Regions from separate parts of the Homo sapiens genome. Here region 1 is linked to region 2. The links are chromatin loops, found by intact Hi-C in ENCODE. Cell type or tissue: IMR-90. All regions are shown on one strand. Links, peaks and the distances in the headings refer to the core of each region. The heading gives the core; the rest is flanking DNA.

Region 1 (10,380 bases), core at 682-8,681, 250 kb after region 2:
AGGGCCTCCACTGGCACCAGGCAACATGGTCACGCCCCACCACTGGCCAGGTGGCCGCCCCCACCCCAGCATGGTAGAGCTCGGTCTCCTTGAGCAGGGGCTGAGGGTGGTCACTGTCGGCCATGGCTGGGGCTTTGGCCAGCACTTGCTGGGGACTGGGGTGCCAGTACCAGTGGGAAATAAGGGGAACCTCTGCTAGGAGGCCCTGACTGAGAAGCCAACAGGGAGCCATTGAGGGCTCCTGAGCAGAGGGGGGCATGCCCCACGCAGAGTTTGGCCAAGACAGATCTGCTCGCAGTGCACGGGGATGCCAGAGGAGAGAGACGGGGCTGGGAAACCTCTTGGAGGGCCACAATCCTAGCACGGGCCAGAGACCTGCAGGACAGCGAGCAGGGTGTGGTGCCGGAATAGCTAGGGAAGTGCGCGCCAAGGTGAGACAGGAGGCAGACAGAGTTGGTCCCCAGCCCTGCATTGCTCAGACTGGGAAGCAGGAGGGAGAATGTGACCCTTTTCCCAGGCACAGACAGGGAGACTGGACAAATCCCCCTCGTTGTAGGAATGGTGAGTTTAAGGCAGACCCCGGGCCTTCCTAATGGACACTTCCAGCAGCAGGGGAGATGTGGAGCCAGGTGGCTTCGGTCAGCTTCCCACAAGGCCTCCTCAGCCGAGTCACATTTTTATTCCACTCCCTTCACTTCTACAGAGAGTTTAAGCAAAAAATGCCACGGGACTTTCTTTGTGCCTCAGCAGCAAGCCTTCCTGGGCAGCTAAGTCCATGATGCTGTCCGCATCCCCAGCACAGGCCGTTGGGTGAATTCCCCAGCGCTTCCCCTCCCTCAAGGGCTACCCCATGGGCACCATCAGGGAGGATGCGTGTGGGGAGAAGTGCTGGGATTGGGGCATTGCCCTCACACTAGGACGCCCATGGGAGGATTCAGCGTCTCCTGCTGTGACCGCCCAGAGCCCGGCCTTGGCGGTATTTCCTCCCCCTTCCTTCTCCATGGCAGACAAGGGGCTTCCATTTCCACACGGATGGTGTAATTCTGTCTCAGGTCTTTTGGAAGCAGGCTGAGCACCCATGGGAGATTCTCTGGTTCCTTGTTGCTTGAGTGAGGAGGCTGCAATCCCAGCCCAGCGGGGCCCTGGCTGTGCTGCTCAACTTCATGCCCACTGACTCTGGGAAACATGGCCATGGTGAAGGGCGGGGTGCCAGGGAACCCCGACTTAGGAAAGTACATTTAGAAAACAGGTTGTCTCTTGGAAGAACACATATTCTTTTTAGAAATTTCCTGAACAGTGTACTTTCATGTTTAATCTTGGTGCATTCTAGTGCTATGGAGGACAATGGTGATTCATATCTATGGGGTACTTGACAGCTTTCCGAGCAGGTTTCCTTCTCAGTTGATCACCTCGACATCTCTCTGAGGCAGCCTCTGCAGGTGTCATTTCCCCATTTTATAGGCATGGAGGAGTAAAGTGGCCTAGCTGCAGTCATGGGTAAAAGGCAACCGAACTCGACCCTCAATCTCTATGCAGCTGCACTGCCTCTCTGACTCCCTGTGGCTTCATATGCTTTGTTTCCACAAATTTGGAAGTATTAGCAAAGGGATGAAGAAAGCAGAATTTGGGGCAGAGAAGCCTCTTTCATGTCTCAGTTCTGCAGTGGATGACATGTGTGACCATGAGTGAGCTAATTAACATTTCTGAGCCTGGGTGTACTAATCAGTAAAACAGAAATGAAGGCGTTCCCCGCCAGATGATAATTCTGAGGCATTGCCCATGCCTGCACATAGGAAATGATGGCTTCCTGCAAGGAGAAGGGAGAGCGGCCCCGGCAGGGTGAGCAGGAGCAACTCCTCCAGATCTGCAGATCTCGGCACTTGCACACCCAGGCTGCTCCAAGCCCAGGAGCAGAGGGGACACCCAGGGCTACAGTGAGGCAAGTCCTGTCCCCAAGATTATAAGGATGTGGTTTTCAGCCTGTCTTGCATTCACTTTCACCAAGTAAGATGCCAAGAGCCAGGAAGAGGCTGCCAGAGGTGCAGGAAGGAAAAGCAGAGCCAGCAGGAAGGAGCTCCGGCTGGCCGGAATGGAGCTGGAGGCTGGAGGCGGCAGCAGCCCTACCTGGGCACTCGAAAGCTGGCCCTGCTCCTGGGACCAGACAGTGCCCCTCAGGGCAGGGCAAGGGGGAGGTGAAGCAAGGAGGGGATGGGATTTTGCCTGAAATATTTCAAAACTTCTATGTAGGACCTAGATTACTATCTCCAGGTCTGATGTGTGTGTGTGTGTGTGTGTGTGTCTGTTGGTGTCTCTGTGTGTGTCTGTGTGTTTCTCTGTGCCTATGTGTGTCTCTGTGTGTGTGTCCGTGTGTGTGTGTGTGTGTGTGTCTGTGTGTTTCTCTGTGCCTATGTGTGTCTCTGTGTGTGTGTCCATGTGTGCCTGTGTGTGTTCACAGTAACACACCTTGACCTCATTAGCTCTCCTTGAAGGTCCACATCTGTGTCTTTATCTACGTCTCCGTCTATGTATCTGATCCAACTACACCACACATATAATGCAGAACGGATCTAAAGTCTGCTGCAATTCTTCAAGGCAAAGAAAAGCAACCTTTGGGTGACCTTCCAAGAGAAGGAGCCTGAAAGCATCTGATGTGAAATGTTCAGAGCAGGCACGTGTTCTAGGTGGGAAACGCTCTCTGCCACCACACCTCGCCCCCCAACCGCCCCCCAGCCACTGCTCCTTCATCCCACGAAGACATGATAATAGCAATAATAATAATAGTAGTGACACTGATGCGGTGCTTGCTGTGAGCCTGACACTGTTGGAAGCACTTAGTGCACACTAGAAAGTACACAATGCAACCAAATAAGTGTGAACCCTGACGAGGGCTCACAGACATGTGGGCAGGGCGGCGCTGACCTTCAGCAGCAGGTCAGGGATGTCGTCATCCCTGATGACAGATGAGGAGGGCCAAGGACACAGACAACCAGAGGACATGCCATGCTGAGAGAAGAAAGGGCAGGTGCCAAGGCCCTGAGGCAGGAGCCAGGTGGCTGTTCAAAGACGCGAAGATGCTCTATGGCTGGGGGCCTGGGGGGAAGACACGCACTCCTCATTCATCAAGAAAAGGCTCATTTCGGCTTTTTTCTCCAAGTTGCTTTCAGTGATTTCCAACGGGAGAATGGAGAAATGCCTCCTATATGTACCCAGGAATGCAAGGAATTGGAATGCACAGTGTCCATGATGTGCCAGAGAGAGCCCAGTACTTTTCCTGTAATAACTCGCTAAATTTACACTTCAGTTCTGTGAGGAACTGTTATCCTAATTTCACACAGGAGGCAATGGGGCTGGAGCCAGGTGCTTCAGCAAGTTCACAAAGCCAGGGGAGGACCCCAAGGATCCACACTGCGCTGTGCTGCTGAGTGAGTGGGTGACTGTGCACTGTTGCTTTTTCTATGAAATTGCTTGGACAGGCTTTCTCTAGCGACTTGGAAAAGTTTCAGAACTCCTATCCAGGAAAATCCCAATCAGGTTCTCTCCAAGACAATCCCCCAACCACAGACATTGTATTGCTTGGAGGAAAGTTGTTTCCACTCTTCCGGGAGCATATTTTAACCCTGGTGCAGTTAGGAAGCCAGACCTGTGGCTCATTTGGGACCACCAGCCCAATTCCAGCGATCACCACAGAAACCATTCTCTAGGTTACCCTGGAAGGGATAGCCTTGGTGGTTCTGGGCTCAATTCTTGCTCAGAACCAAAAGTAGAACTAACTTCATAATGTGAGCAAAACCCCACAGTCCAGCTTTGAGCACCTCCTTGAATATGAGCTTGTGCTTTTCCATCCAGACATAAGAAAGATGGGGAAAGGCTGACAGATTTGTAATTCACTTCAACCCCACCAGCTTAGAGCATGAAAACCCTTTTTAAAAAATGAGTCACAAGTATCTGCTGGTGAAACATGACTCACCTCCTCAAAAGAGAGAATAAACATTGAATCAGCTTTTTAAGGGGCTTTCAGACACCACATCACCCTTGGACGACTAGACCACAACCTGTCTTAGGCAAATGCCTAGAAACAGATGGGTTACATTTTGCTGAAATGCAGACACTCAGCATCCCCTGGCCTCACACTGGGGCCGAGTCTGACATGACACCGTGGTGTTCATTATAAACCTGTGCTGACCAGCTTGAGGGGTCAGTAGCAGACAGGGGTCACCTGGCTACCTGTCAACAGCCTGCAGATCCATCTTGGTAGGCACTGAAGCCCCAAACCCTGCATGGTGGTGGTGACCAGTAGCTCTGGCCAGGGTCCCAGGTTGAGCCAGAGTCACTGGGAATGTTCACCCATCTTCAGCATCTCCAGCCTGATAATGATCATATTTGCAGCTTCCTCCAGGAGGCTGCTTCTGGGTCCACTCCTAGATCCAATTGTCTCCCTGGCAGCAACAATTGGGAAATAACAGCATCATTCTCTCTTGCAATCATTAAGGAGAGAAACATCAAGAAGCTGCTTTCATTGTTTAACAAAGATGACAAACTTTGGAGAATGTAAAGAACATGAGGCCATTGAAGTCAATATTTCACCCAGAGGGAGCTGCACAGTTGGGCAGGGAGGTGAAGGGCATTTCTGAAGCACCATCATATGAATAAAGGTCATGAGTTTTGATGGGCAGGAGATGGGGACACTGCACAGTGCATGCTTTTGGGGAAGGGGGAAGAGGTGAAAAGGACGAGACGAAGAAAACAACAGAGAAAAACGCTAGCATGTGAAAAAGCCATATTCACTCATTGTTTTAAAAAGTGAGCCGCCACACTTGAAAAAAATATTTACCCAGAAGACTCATCCTGTGTAGTGGAGGCCAAATGCCATCCTGAAGAAGTTCAGCACGGGGTGAGGTATGAGGCGCAGGCTCCCGACAGAGCCTCTGAGCATGGGGTGGTGCCTGCAGTCACTCATCCTCCAAGGAGTCAAGCAGGACAGGGATAAGAATGGCAAGGGTGGAGGGTTTTGATATTTTGATTAAGAGGGCCAAGGGAGCTCCAGTAAAAAGACAGCATTTAAGCCAAACTAGAAGGGGTAAAGAAGTGAGAACTCCTCATAGGTATTTGAGAAAAAAGCATAACAGACCCTGTAGGGAAATGGGGGGATATCTGAGAAGCACCAAGGAAGCCAATCTATAAAACCATTCAGATGTTTATTCAAACAGATAGGTCGAGAAATAGGAAATAGAAAAACATGCAGTTAATCTCCGGCATAAAATTGAGATGTGAAATAGAAATGCCACTTGGGGATTTTCATAGTCCCACAGTGGAGAGGTTGAAAGAATACAGCCTTTGGTGTTGGAGAAATCTGAGTTCAAAAACTGTCTTTGCCACTTGTTCCCAAAAAGGGAAAGAATGGAGGAGGAAGGAACAAAACTAATAAAATATGTAAAATATGATTTGGTGGCAAAAATAAGCTCAAACACATCAATAGTCACAATGAAGGTAAATGGATTAAAAACTCTTTACTTAAGATACAAATATGGTCAGTCTGGATTAGAAGCAAAATCTCATTATATGCTGTTATAAAGAGATATGTCCAAAACTTTAAAATATACACCCCATAAAGAAAATAATAGAAAAAAGATATACCAGGCAATTATTAATCACAAAAACTACTGCAGCTATAGCAATAGACTTTAGGGCAAAAAACATCATATGGGAGAAAAAGATCACTACATAGGAAGATATAGTGTTTCTAAACTTGTGCGCAACTAATAACTTCTAAATATGTAAAGCAAAGATTTGCAGGATTGCAATAAGAGGTTGATAAAGCCACCATCACTGATAGGTCAAGAAGACAAAAATGGTTAGCAAGGACATAAATGACACAACTAACAAATGTGAACTGACAGGTATGTGCAGAACACGCACCCATTAATTGGTGGGATTTATTTCTTATACGATCACAGACAACATTTACAAATATTGCTTATGCATTGGACTAAATAGCAAGTCTCAAAAGATTGCAAAACTTAGTACTGTACACCATATTTTCTAAACGCAATACAATTAAGTGAAAAATCAATGATTAAAAGATTTTTAAAATATATTTGGAAAAGAGAGTGCCCACATATAAAATCACCAGTTAACATCAGACTTTGATAAGTGAGGAATGCAGGCTGTAAATGCTAGGCTGTATCAAAGAATACAGAAGTCATGACCTCTAAAACAGGAAAAAGGAGGTAACAATGACTCACCAAGTATTTCTAAATAATTTATAAATAACAGTACCTAATATTGAATAATCATTAAGAGTACCTGTCACAACCTGTAGAATACAACAAAAAGGTTCTAAGAGTGGTTACATGATATTAGGGCTGTTTTAGAAAAGCAGGAAGTCTGAGAATGAATGAACTTAAGAAAACATATTCTTTTAAAACAGAATAAACCTTAGGAAAATAGAATGCACAAGATAATAAAGACAGAAGCAGAAATACATGAAATTGATAAAGCTATGCTGGATGTCTGCTGAAGAATGCTGCCATTTGTCAGTTTTATTTGAACTGAGAAGATGCAACAAACCCAAATCCACACATCATGCTCCATCTGAGCCAAAGCCGGGCAGACACTGCTGAGTGCTCAGGATATTGGGGAGCAAAACCGGCAACAACTCACAAACAACAACAGAACAGAAGAGTAAACAACTTGTATGTTACACGACTGTAAGTGTTATGGGAAGGAAAGAAAGCAGAGTCAGATACATGGGTCCTGAGTGTGGGCTGGAGAGGGGAGGCTCTGCAGTGTTGGGTGTGCCAAAGAGAAGGTGCCAAGGACATTGGCCAAGCAGATGACTGGGTGAAGAGTGCTCCAGGCAAACCGCACATCCAAAGGCCCTGAGGCATGGCTGTGCCTGGGTGCTGAAGGGACAGCGAGGAGGTCAGGCTGGACTGGCGAGAGGAAAGCAGAGAGTGGACAGAAGTGAGACTGGAAGGTCAAGGCAGGTCCTGCTGGCTCTTGGAGCCCTTGGGGGCCACTGCAGGGATGGTGGATCCCACTGCAGGCTCTGAGCAAGAGTGTACCAGGACTCACTGTGGGAAAAGAGTGTGAGGGCAAAGGGGAGAACCAGGACGCCCTGTCGGGACACACAGCACATTTCCCAGAGAAAGAAGCAAGTGCTCCTTACTCTCCCAGACTCTGTCCCCAGCCTGGAGGGTGTCACCTCGGCCAAGGGAGGATGCTGTCTTCACACCCACCTGCCCTGGGAATCTTTTCTGACAAACACCCCAGGCACAAAGCAACTGCACAGTCATGTGGCATAATAATGGCACAGCCCATGGGCAAAGGAGCCACAGGAACTGACTATGGGGCTGGAAGGTGACACACCTGCCTCGACCCCAGAGGCTCTGAGGGGCTGGTCATATGCTCTCCTGAGTGGGTAGTCCTGGATGCTCAAGTCCCATCGTGCTTCCATTCTTGGATTCAGAAGATGAAACTGCACCTGGTCAATACAACATGAGAAGTAACATTAAAATACAAAAGAATGTGACATGTTAGAGGCAAACATAGAACCAACATTGTTTCCATGGAATCATGTTTCTACAGAATCATGTCTTTAAGCTCTTTAAGCCCCATACATAGAGGGTCTTTAAATAGCTTGTCTTTAGTCTGGCACAGAAATTAACAGTCCTACAATTATTAAGCAAAATGTTTGAGTTCCCACTATGTGCTAAATTTCCAAGAGACTGGACATAAAAATAGGCTACACGGAGAACTGTGACTATCTGACTCAGGTTTCTGAGAGAATTGGTGCATAAAGGGATTTCAGCACTGAATTTCCAAGAGACTTGTTCTAATGTAAGGCCTTGTAGCTCATTGATTTTTGAAGAGTTGGCGAGACGCACCACCTGATATAGAACTGAATTCCAAACAAGTGCTACACTTGCAGAGGGGATTGGATGGTTCTCTGCCACCTGTCCTCCTGGAGAAAATGGAAGCTCTCAGACACAGCCACGGGGTAGGTGCAAAGGAGGCAGCGTCCATCTGTTCTTGTGGGATTCCACCCCCTCCCCAAGCCTAAAACTATCCCTAGAAGCAGGGAGAAAGACACCCATGAGTCATCATTCATATGTGGATCCTGGAAGATGCCACGGGGACAGCCTGAGGACTCAGGAGAGGAGGGGAACCTTCTGGCAAATGCAGGGGTGACACTGAATGCCTGCCTGCCATGAGCTAGGATCTGCCCACCCCACACCCCAGCTCCCAGGAGATCCCTGTCAACACAGGCAAAGTTCCCAGCCCCTTCCTCAAGCAAACATGGAAGAGGGGCCCCTTCAGACAAATTGAGGGACTCAGGAGAACCCTCTGTAGGTTCTCTTCCAGCTTTACATGTCGCTGGCTGCCTGGCTTCCCCTCACATTAAGCAACCATTCATTCTCTCCTCTGTGCATTCCGTCCATCTGTGTGTGCAAGGTTCTGGGGCAGGGGAACAAAGACAGGGCAGGACAGATGCTGCCTGGAGCATGGCCTAGAGATCAGGGGAGAGAGAGAGAGAGAGAGAGAGAGGGAGGGAGGGAGGGAGGGAGGGGTAGAGAGAGAGAGAGAGAGAGAGAGAGAGAGAGAGAGAGAGAGCTGGGAACTGAAGCTCCTTGGAGCCAGGACATAAACTGGCCGAATTCCCTGGACCAAAGTCGCCTTCCTTCTAGGGGCTCAGCATGCTGGGTGCCTCATCACTGCTTCCCACACACTGCCAGGCCAGGGCAGGGCACCAGCGCTGGGCACAGGAAGCCTGCCAGGTGGAGACAGCATCTGCATCAGCCTTCCTATTGGGCCGGTGAGGCTTGAAGCCAGGTTTTCCTCTCCATGCGTCCACCTTTCAGAAAGGCTCCGAGGCTCCCAGATTGTCCTCCAGGGTCAGGGTAGGAGGGCCTGCTGACAGCAGGTGCATGAGGACGCCCAGATGAAGACGGCAGTGCTGCCCTGACCACAGTGGCTGCCGCCTGCCGGCTTCTCGGAATCAGCAGAGCACCTCGGGACTGGCGCCAGCCAGAAACACCTGTGCACCGGAACCATGGGAAGGAAAAGCGGGACTAGACTGCCAATGACAGAGCTGGACCGGGGCCAGAAGTCCAAGCTCAGCTCCAGAAGGCAGGATCTAACCACCCCTTCACGCCACACCCAAGAACCTTTCCTCGGGTCCACAGCACCTCCTGCTTCCAGTGTCCTACCCAGACAGACCTTCATCTGATTATTTATCTAGGTGCAGAATTAATTACAGGCCCTAACCGTGCATCTAGTTACCATTTTCTCAGTTGGGAACACAACTGTTACTCTGGTCTTGGCTGGGATGCAGCTGTTTCCTCTGAACACAGCGCTTGGTGCCCAGAGCTCTGCTCGCTGTGCCTCCTGCACCTCATAAGGGCCTCAAGCTCCAGGGCCACCTCTCCTGGCATTTCCTCTGTGGAAATATAACCATCCTAAGTACTGCGGCCCCAGAGATTCCTTGTTCTTTGGCCCTTCCCTCTCCTGTGCTTGGATGAGAGCCCAGTGAGGGGTGGATGTCTGGGCCCAGCAAGACACCGAGGTGCAAACAATGACAGAAAGCCAGAAGGGCTGGGCCAGCCAAGCCTGCTTTCCAGCATGAGACCCACAGCTTCCGTTCCACACCTTTGCAGGAGAAAAAGCAACAACTCTATCTTATTAAATAGATGCACAAGTATGAGCTGCATGCGATTCCCAATCAAGCAAAGTGCAGGATGGAAGAGGGTCTGGATTTTCCTGGAGGGAATGAGGCATGTCCGCCTTGCAGGCACCAGAAAGAAACCATAGATGGGAAAGTGGGGTCTGCAGAGCCAGAACAAATCAGAAGGAACAGGATGGTCCCATGGAGTCACAGAGTGGCTGAATTTGGCAGTCCACATACAAGGCCATCCTGGGATCTGAATGGACCGCAGAGATAGGCACGAGGCACCAGGTCACCCCATGGGGAGGACCTCTGTTCCTCCCCTTCCTCAGAATCTTCCTTGGAGTCCTGAATGACACCCCCTGGGAGGACTGGAGAGCTAGCTTCAGGGTTTACTTTGGGTTTTTGGAGTTCCAAACCCATGTGTGATTTGAGCTGCCACCAATGCTGCAGCGAAGGCCGAGGAAGGAAGCACCTGGGCCCCCATCTGAGCTGGACCCCATGGCATGACCACTAGCAGCCTTCAGTGTGGCTGTGTGTCATGAGGCATCAGGGCGTCTGAGCAGAAGGGAGAACAGGTGAGCATGGAGAGCCCCATGTCCCCAGGGAAACCTGTCCGGTCTTCATACTCTGCAGGGCTTCTGAGGCCCCTCTCCAAGACCACCCCCCTCCAGGGCTTCCTGGCCCTGACACAGCTGCCACCTGGCCTTCTGCAC
Region 2 (10,380 bases), core at 1,604-9,603:
CAACAGCCAATCCACATCCCAGTTCTCTACCACGTGCCTTTATTATTGATACAGAGAATGGCAGCCATGTGGCTCCTTTGATCTTTTGGTAAAGTTGTATTACTCATGCAACCCTCAGTGCATAGTGGATTTTTCTCTTTCTCTTTCTCCCTCCTTCTCCTTCTCCCTCTCTCTCTCTCCCTTAGACAGACAGACAGACACACGCACGCACGCGCACATGCACACACACACACACACACCCCACCACCACCGCCATCACGAAAAACACAGAATGTCATCACTGTAGATTAAACTCATTTAGTAACTAACCCATGCTAAGGAATTTTCTGAGTAGTGTTGCAGTCTGTGGCTCTTTCTCTCTTAGTTTATTTTCTATTTAATAGTGCATTTCTCCAATTCTAGGATGTACATTCCTTTCTTTTCATTTGTTCCTATTTCTGAAATTCTGAAACAGTGATGCACCTCGCAGTCAGTGGCTTCTGACCCTTGATGGAGTCCGACGGGGCTTTTCCCTGAGCATGCTTTTATGTATATAGGTAAATCTAAATGAATACTGACTGAATAAAGAAAAAACACTAACAAAATATTGTGGTGCTTATATATGTTTAATATATAATTTTATATGTTTTTATATCTTACATAATAGTATATGTATATTATATATAATTTAAAATAAAGCCAACAATAGTACTACAGTACTAAATTTGTAGATTGTAATCAGAATTAATATGTTTGAGGTTCTTATATTTTCCAGAAAGTGTAGAACTAACTTACATCAAATTCCAGTAAGTTCAGGCCAGGTGCGGTGGCTCACGCCTATAATCCCAGGACTTTGGGAGGCTGAGGCAGGCGGATCACAACCTCAAGAGTTTGGGTCAGCCTGGGAAACATGGAGAAACCCTGTCTCTACTAAAAATACAAAAATTAGCTTGGTGTTGTGGTGTGCGCCTGTAATCCCAGCTGCTCAGGAGGCTGAGGCAGGAGAATCACTTGAACCAGGGAGCCAGAGGTTGCAGTGAGCTGAGATCATGCCAGTGTACTCCAGCCTGCGTAACAAGAGAGAAACTCTGTCTCAAAAAAAAAAAAAAATTACAGTAAGTTCAAAGGTACTATACTTGTGTATACTTGCACCTAACAATGTTGGCTTGTACACCAACATTGTTACTTCTTATTTTTTTGAGAAAAGTCCTTTTTTATTGTAGTAAATACATATAAAATATACCATTTTATTCCTTTTTAAATGTACAATTCAATGGCATTAAATCCATGCACATTGCTGTGCAGCCATCACCACCGTCCATCTGCAGAACTTACCACCATCCTAAACCAAGACCTTGTCCCCATTAAGCAGTAACTCTCCGTTCCCTCCCTTCTGCAGCCTCTGCAGCTGTGTTCTGTCTGTGAGTGTGACTATTCTAGGTACCTCATATAAGTGGAATCATACAGTATTTGACCTTTTGTGACTGGCGTATTTCACTTAGCATGTTGTCTTCAAGGGTCATCCATGCTGTAACACTGAGGAAAATTTGCTTCATTTTGAAGGCTGACTAATAATTCAGGGTAGCATATGCCATATTTTGCGTATTCATTCCTCTGTCAATGGGCGTTTTCATTGTTCCCACCTTCTGACTACTTCTGCATCATGATGCTATGCACTTCAGTGTCCCCAAATCTGTGTTGGAGTCACTGCTTTCAATTTTTTTTAAGAGACAGGGCCTTACTCTGTTGCCCAGGCTGGAGTACAGTGACACAATCACACCTGCTTTCCATTTTGGGGAGTGTATACTCAGCAGTGAAATGGCTGCTGTATGGTAACTCAGTGTTGAATCTTTGAGGACCCACCGTCTTGTCTTCCACCGTGGCCACTCCATTTGACATTTTCACTGGCAACGCACAGGGTTCCAGTTTCTCTACAATAATATGAATTTTAAAGGCTATTTTCATATGGTTATTCTGCTAGTATAATAAAGGCATATTTAAAATTTAAGTAGTACCTCGCCACACACAGTGGCTCACACGTGTAATCCTAGCACTTTGGGAGACCGAGGAGGGTGGATCCCCTGAGGTCAGGAGTTCGAGACCAGCCTGGCCAACAGGACAAAACCCCGTCTCTACTAAAAATACAAAAAAATTAGCTGGGTGTGGTGGTGCATGGTTGTAATCCCAGCTACTCGGGAGGCTGACGCAGGAGAATCGCTTGAACCCAGGAGGCAGAGGTTGTAGTGAGCCAAGATTGCGCCACTGCACTCCAGCATGGGTGAAAAAGAAAGACTCCCTCTCAAAAAAAAAAAAAAAATTAAGTAATACCCCGAAATAGTAATGAAAGTTACAAACCTTTCCCCTTGGCCCCTAACATATCACTTCATTTGCCCAGACACTTCTCAGAGGCAGCTCCTGCCCACCTTCCTCTTTTGACTGTTATTGCCATACCCTGACAGCTGTGTTCATCCTGTTCTATCTTTTTTTCTTTTTAGAGATGGAGTCTTGCTCTGTTTTCTAGGCTAGAGTGCAGTGGCATGATCATAGCTCACTGCAGCCTCAAACCCCTGGGCTCAAGTGATCCTCCAGCATCAGCCTCAGCTTCCTGCCTTAGTCTCCCACCTGTAGCTAGGACTATAGGTGCATATGCCTGGCCAGCTTTAAAAATTTTTTGTAGAGATGGGGTCTCATTGTGTTGCACAGGCTGGTCTCCAACTCCTAGCTCCAAGCGATCCTCCCACCTTTGCCTCCCAGTGTGCTGGGATTATAGGCATGAGCCCATGTACCTGGCCGCATCAAGTTATTTCTTGATCCGTTAGCTTTAAATTCTACCAGTGGACTCCCTGCTTTGAAAGGGTAGAGATTAGTTCACTTAAGGTTAGAATTTAGTTCACTTACACTACTGCCTATCTCCTCCCCACTTCTCCCAACTTCTTAGGGATGTATTATTTTGAGTCCTTCCCTTGGTTACTGTTGTATTCATTTCACTCTGTGGGATGAGGCTGTGGTTGGCATGCTTACCCACACTGTTTCTCTCTTCCCCATTGGCCTTCTGTATTAGTCCGTTTTGTGTTGCTGTAAGGGAATACCAGAGACTGGGGCATTTGTAAAGAAAAGAGGCTTATTTGGCTCGTGGTTCTGTAGGCTGTACAAGCATGGTGCCAGCATCTACTTGGCTTCTGGGGAAGCTTCAGGAAGCTTTTAATCATGGCAGAAGGGGAAGTGGCAGCCAACATGTCACCTGGTGAGAGGGAGCAAGAGAGAGATGTCAGGGTCTTTTAAACAAGCAGCTCGCATGTAAACTAACACAGCAAGAACTTACTCCTTGCCACAAGGATGGCACCAAGCCCTTCATGAGGAATTCACCCCCATGACCCACACACCTCCTGTTAGGCCTGCCTTCAACACTGGTGATCACATTTCAATATGAGATTTGGAGGGGACACACAAGCAAACTGTGTCACTTTCCTATTGAGGTTGGCTGTGTCTTCAATTGTACATGAGAATGAGTGAGTCCAGCTTACTGGCTATGAGTCAGACCCTGAAGTCAGGCTTCCTGGCTGTGAAATCCAGCTCTGCAGCTTATAGGCGAAAGACCTTAAACAGGTTGCTTCAGTTTTTGATGCCTCAGTTTCCACATCTGCAAAAGGGATGATAATAACTATACCTACTTAATGGGGTTGTTATAAAAATTAAACAGGATAGTCCTTATTAAAAGTTTAGCACGATGCTTGGGATTTAGGAGAAGCTGAACTCTTGGTCAAACTGATGATGATGACCACAACAACAATGATGTCAACTTGGTCAGGGTGAGGCACCTTTAAATTTTGGTTTTCAGTTACGTTGGGTTTATATGTAGATTCTAAATGTTAAATTACTAAACATTTATTGTCAAGATTCTGTAAATGTTATGGCTATAAACCCAAGTTTTGGTAATAAGTTAATATTGCCTCTGTATTCAGCTCCTGAATCATAACCCCTGTGCCAGATAAAGGAAAATATAGTGTCCAGGTCAAACGGATTCTGTCTTTTTAAATTCCACAGCTGTGTAAAATGACGGGAAATTTTGTTTTGCTTTATATTTGGACCGATGGAGTTCCTATACACCTATTCTGGCTGTGTGTGTTTTTCTGGAGTTTCTAAATGACATTCTTTTCACATTGAGGAAAGAAACCTGTGCCTTCCTCACAGCATCCATCTTAACTTCCAGCTGTGCATGCGCGCTGCCGTTCTTGCTCACAAAGATGGTCTTTGTGAAGCCCACGGGTGTTTGTTATAAATGGGACAGATTGCTGCTGGCCAGCTGCCATGCAGAGATTGCTTTTTATTCATTTAAGCTATTCACTGCTTTCCCCTTATCCTCTATTATCCACATCCATGGTTTTCACTGCCATTTGTTTCTGGAGTAAATCTCTAAGTTACTTATTCAGACAGGCTGCTGTGAGCTACATCTTCTGACTCTTGAAAATATTTATTGTCATCCTTGTTTTGTTTCCTTTTTTGTTTTTACTCATCCTTGGAGGAGTGCTTGGTAGAGTACATACTTTAAAGGTTTTTCTCGCAACTTCGAAGGCGCTGACCCATTGCCTGTCCATGTGCATGGTTTTGATGAAAGGTCCTCTGCCAGCCCATGTTCCTGTGTCCTCTTGGCCATCTGCGGGCTCCAAACATAAATTCCTGGCTGCAGCTTCTGTCCACACTCCTTCTTCTCGCCTTTGGTTAGATTCCTCATCTACTGTTACGCTTTAAAATTATTTATCTTGTTGGCCGGCCAGGGTGGCTCACGCCAGTAATCCCAGCACTTTGGGAGGCCGAGGCGGGTGGATCACGAGGTCAGGAGATTGAGACCATCCTGGCTAACAAGGCGAAACCCCGTCTCTACTAAAAATACAAAACATTAGCTGGGCGTGGTGGCGGGCGCCTGTAGTCCCAGCTACCCCGGGAGGCTGAGGCAGGAGAACGGCGTGAACCCGGGAGGCGGAGCTTACAGTGAGCTGAGATCGCGCCACTGCACTCCAGCCTGGGCGACAGAGCGAGACTCTGTCTCAAAAAAAAAAAAAAAATTTATCTTGTTAAGGATGATTTTTTCCATTTTCTCTTCCATTAAGATTCTTTTTGCTCTTTCACTAACATTTTAACGGGGTCTTGGAGAGAGGGGAAGAGTGATGTGAGTCCACTTCTTCATCTAGCCTAGAAGCAGGCTCCCTGGCTCTCTCTTTACACAGCCTCATCAGAGAGTTGTCTTTGCAGGGAAGAGACTTGGCCTTGTGGATCCTCTGTGTGGTATCTTTGCTTTCTGTTTCACTAGCTTCTGCTCTTACCTTATTAACACCTGTCATGTATTATTTGCCTTTATTATTATTATTTTGGTGAATTTATTAATTTAGATGGGGCTCATTAATTTTTAACCTTTTAAAAATAATATATGCATTTAAGGCTACATATTTCCCTCTTCTCCTGCATCTCTAGGTTTCAATAATTTAGTTTCTCAATGATCCTGACCTAAGTATTTTTATATTTTGTTATGATTCCTTTTTGATCAAATGGTTATTAAGAAAGCATTTCTTTTCCTTCGTTTCTAAATGAACGTGGTTTTTATTAATTGTATCAACTTTTATATGATTTGCATTGTGGCTAAAGAAAATGATCTGTAAGATACTAATGTTTTATACATACTTCTTCTTCTTCTTTTTTTTTTTTTTTTTTTTTTTGAGACAGAGTCTTACTCTGTGGCCCAAGCTGGAGTACAGTGGCACGATCTTGGCTCACTGCAACCTCCACCTCCTGGGTTCAAGCAATTCTCCACCTCCCGAGTAGCTGGAATTACAGGCACACACCACCATGCCTGGCTGATTTTTTATTTTTAGTAGAGACGGGGTTTCACGATGTGGGCCAGGCTGGTCTCGAACTCCTGACCTCAGGTGATCCACCTGCCTCGGCCTCCCAAAGTGCTGGGATTACAGGCGTGAGCCACCATGCCCAGCATACTTCATGGCCTAATACTTGATCAATTTTTGAAAGGAAGAAAGAGAGAGAAGAATGGAGAGAGAGTGAGAGAGACAGAGAATGAGAGAGAAAGAGAACACGTATGCCTAGAAGAATTTGTATTCTCTGTTGGATGCCAAGTTTTATATGTGCATTTTTGATCAAAATTATTATTCAAATATTCTATGTTTTTCTTAATTTTGGCCTGTTTATTTCTCAGCATAATTGAGAGCATACTTTGCAGTCTCCTGTTGTGATGGTGAAAATATTACATTATCCCCATAATTCTATAAATTTTGCTTTATATAATGTGATATAAATGGATTATGTACATGGAATTTGAGAATTGTTGTATACGGTTAATTGGATCTCTCTCTGTGTAACTATGTTACTATATAATAATACTTTCTACTCCTTAATATCTGTTTTGTATTCATTACACTGTGCCAGATTTCTTATTTGTTGCCTAGGATTTTCCTTGTATATATGTTTTCCATCCTTTTACTTTTAGCGATTCCATGTCCGTATGCTTTAGGTCTATCTCTTATAAATAACATATGTCTGGATATTATTTTAAATCCAAACTAACAATTTATTTTAATTGACAATTTAAATTAATTTGTACCTATTGTGAATACTGATATGTTTGGATCTGCTATTATCCTAGTTTTCTATTTAGAATTTGGCCAACTTTTTTTTTATGTTTCATTTTTTTCTTACCTCTTTTTATTTGATTGAGGTTTTACTACTATTTTCATTCTTACTCATGTACTTCTCTCCCCTGGTTTAGAATGATTAGAAATGTTTCCATTCATTTGGTAGTTATCCTTGACATTTGCCTATGTATATTTAAGTATAAAGCTGAACATGTTCACACACTTCTGGAACATTAAAAGAATCTTAGCTCACCTCCTGATTTACATGCTATTGTTTTCCTGTGTTTAGAGTTTTAAGAATAAATCTAATGATTTACATTTATATATATAGAGAGAGAGATATAGATATAGATATATAGATAGATATATAATCAATGTTTGTTTGGATTTATAAGTATGTCGTGAGTTTGTGTGCTCATAAGTCCTTGTATCTCAGGTCATCACCCAGCATTATTTTTCTTCTTCCTAAAGTGCATCCTTTAGAATTCCTTTTAGTTTAAGTCTCTAAGTAGATTTTTTATTTATTTGCAAATGGATTTTTCACTTGGCTCTTGAAAGATAATTTCATTATGTCCAGTTCAAGGTTGAGAGTTAATATCTCTCAATATATTGAAGATATTATCCTCTGTCCTTTTGCTTCCATTATTGCTTGATATGTGTCTTGCCATTCTAGTTTTTGTTGCTATGTAGATTATCCACTATTTTCCTTTGACTGCTTTTAAGACCTTTCCACTTAATCTTCAGCAGTTTCATGTAATGTGTCAATGTGGTATTTCCTGGATCAGTGAATTTGTGTTTCTCATCAGTGCTGAACATTTCACAGGTAGCGTCCTTTGAGGTGCGGCTTCTCTCCCAGGAGTTCTGTCTCCATTTCTGAGACTCCCATTAGAAGAGACTGATCTTTCTCATTCTACCTGCCAGGCTCTTTGCTGCTTATTGCTGTCTCCTATCTTTTTTTCTATTCGTGAGGCATTTGGGGTATTTTTCTCAGATCTGTCTTCTGGATTACATTTTTTTTCTTAGCTGTGTCTATTCTGCTGTTTAGATTCCATATCTTCCGTTGTGTTTTTTACTCCAACAAAAATATTTTTTGCTTTTTGAAATTCACACGTTTCATTTTTCTATTTATTCTGGTAGTCACTTGTCACTTGCTCCTTCTTGTGTTTTATTTATGTAAGTATTTCATGAACAATTGTTCTATACTTTCTTCTCACTATAAAAATATGTAAAGTCCTTGATGGTCCAGAGTTGTTCTTTTCTTCTCTTCTCTTTTCTTTTTTTTTCCTTTCTTTTCTTTTCTTTCCTTCCTTCTTTCTCTATAGACTCTCACTTATGGTGGCATACAGTCTTTTGTGCATGATGATCTTTCTCAGCTCATTATTTGACCTTACTCTGTGGCTAAATTGGGGAGGGGGTCTTTCTCTTAGAGATGTTTGTTTCTATTCTGCCTGTAATGAGGAGTCGTCACTGAATTGGCTCTATTGCAATCGACAGAACAGTGGTTCTCAGAGTGTGGTCCCTGGATCAGCTGCAGCAGCGTCACCTATGAGCTTCTTAGAAATGGAAACTTGGGTATCCCTTTCCACCCTGAGTAAGGAACTCTGTAGCCTGGCAACCTGGGGCTTAACATGCCCTTCAGGTGATTCAAATGCATGCTTAAATCTGAGACCACATCCGTAAAGAATCTTAGCTTAGAATAAGGTTCAGCCTCAACTTCTCTATCTTGTCTTTCTACAAGGCTATATAACTTACTATTACTGTTACTGTTGATGCCTAAATCAGTGCAGCTCTGCCCCTTCAAGTAATCTTCCATGGAAGAGTGGTGATATTTGGAGATTTTCCTTCGCAATCAGTAATGTCTCAAAGTGTGTTCTAATCCTGAATCTAATTTTGTAACAAGAGAATCTCTCAGAGCATCTAGTCAATTCTAATGCTAGAAATAACAGTTTGTCCATTGACTTTTAATTTCACTGATGTATTTTTATTTCTAAAAGTCCTAAATCTTTCATTTGTAAAGTATCCTAAGTATGGTTGTTTTATAATCTTCATCTGAAAGTGTTAATACCTACATTCACTGTGGGCCAGATTTGTGATATTTCTGCTCACCCTTGCTTATTTCTTCCTGTGTTTAGTGCTTGTCTTAGTTTGCTTCTGCTGTTACAACAAAATACCACACAGTGTAATTTATCAATAATAGAAATTTATTTCACACAGTTCTGAAGGCCGGGAAGTCCAACATTGAAGTGCTGGCAGATTCAGTGTCTGATAAGGACTCACTCTCTTCTTCTAAGATAGCACCTTATTACGTGTCCTCTGGAGGGGATGAACACTGTGTGCTCACATGGCAGAAGCTCAAGAAGGGGCTAACTCTCCCCCTCAAGCCCTTTTGTACAGGCACTAATCCTATGGGCGAGGGCTTAATCACCTCCAAGGGCTCCACCTCTTAATGCCATCACCTCAGGAATTTAGTTCCCACATATTAATTGCAAAGGAATATATGCATCCAAACCATTAGCAGTGCTCATTTCCCTCCCTTGAATCCCAAACTCAGGTTGTTTTCTGAGACTATCCATGGGCATTTTCTAGTCCTGTCTTTAACATACATTATCCTAGAGGACATTTGCATTTGCTTCTGCCAAGAATCACAGTGGTGGATTCCCAGCCCCAAACACTACAAACTAAGTGTTCAACTGTGTTTTTCAAGGCACATTAAGAGTGTGAAATCTCAGAGAGAGTGTGAGTGCAGGCTTGTGGTTAGAAATTCTCAGAGATGAAGCCCCTCTGGCCCTCCTCCAAAGGAAAAAAAAACAGTTTTACCCAAAATAATTTTAGAGGTGAGAATGCGTTCAAGGCTTTCTCTTTCTGTCCTTCAGTGGGTGGGGAGGAAGACGTCTTGGCTGAGTCTGTGTCCACATTCACAATCTTATCAGTTAAATCTTTGGTCACATGGGAGCCTCTGCATCTCTAAACCATGGACTGTGTGTGTGGGAGGACATCACTGTTGATGGTAATGATGACAATGGTACTGGTGACATTACTTGTACCAACAGTGATGTTATTGTTAGTAGTAGTAGTGGTGGTGATGTAATGGTGGTTGTGGATTTCTGGTAGTGATGGTGGTGGTGGTGGTGGTGGTATGGAAGGGATGATGGCTAGGAATCAGTAAAATTTTTCTGTAAAGAGTCAGATAATATTTTAGGCTTCATGGACAATATGGTCTCTGTCACAACTGCTCAACTCTTCCCTTGTCATGAAGAAGAAGCCATAGACATATGTGCATGAATGGTTGTGGGTGTAGTCCAATAAAACTTTATTTATGGACACTGACATTTGAATTTCACATAATTTTTGTGTGTCATAGAATATTCCTATTTTCTTCAACTACTTAAAAATGTGAAAACCATTCTTAGCTTGTGGGCTGTACAAACGCAGGTGTTAGATGTATTTGTTCTGTGGCCTTGATTTTCCAAATCCTGGCAGTAGTGTCAGCAGTGGGGATGATGGTGGTAATGGTGATGGTACTCCTATTGACAGTTTCAGTGGTGGGGACGGTGATAGTGGTACTCCTGCTGATGGTGTCAGTGGTGGGGATGGTGACGGTGGTACTCCTTCTGACAGTGTCAGTGGTGGGGATGATGGTGGTGATGGTGGTGAGGGTGATGGTAGTACTCCTGGTGATGGTATCAATGGTGGGGATAATGATGGTGATGGTGTCAGTGTTGGGAATAATGATGGTGATGGTGGTGGTGATGGTGTCAGT

The links. Peaks named below come from ENCODE experiments on the same cell type or tissue, not always from the same donor. Only the 100,000 strongest peaks of a DNase experiment are listed, where the experiment ranks them.
Region 1: it touches region 2 in a loop (2.3-fold over the local background); 2 of 110 quality-filtered maps call a loop at or near these places.

What each region holds. Positions count from the first base shown.
Region 1 is chr20:24,769,891-24,780,270 of GRCh38, forward strand. No RefSeq gene overlaps it. Among named protein-coding and RNA genes, the nearest start is that of LINC02967, 140 kb to the right of the region's middle. In IMR-90, for the core only: no CTCF peak of the experiment used is centred there; a DNase peak (open chromatin) is centred at 3,981; H3K27me3 peaks cover 1,880 bases.
Region 2 is chr20:24,519,620-24,529,999 of GRCh38, forward strand. All of the region lies in intron 1 of SYNDIG1 (synapse differentiation inducing 1), which reads left to right. Among named protein-coding and RNA genes, the nearest start is that of SYNDIG1, 55 kb to the left of the region's middle. In IMR-90, for the core only: no CTCF peak of the experiment used is centred there; no DNase peak of the experiment used is centred there.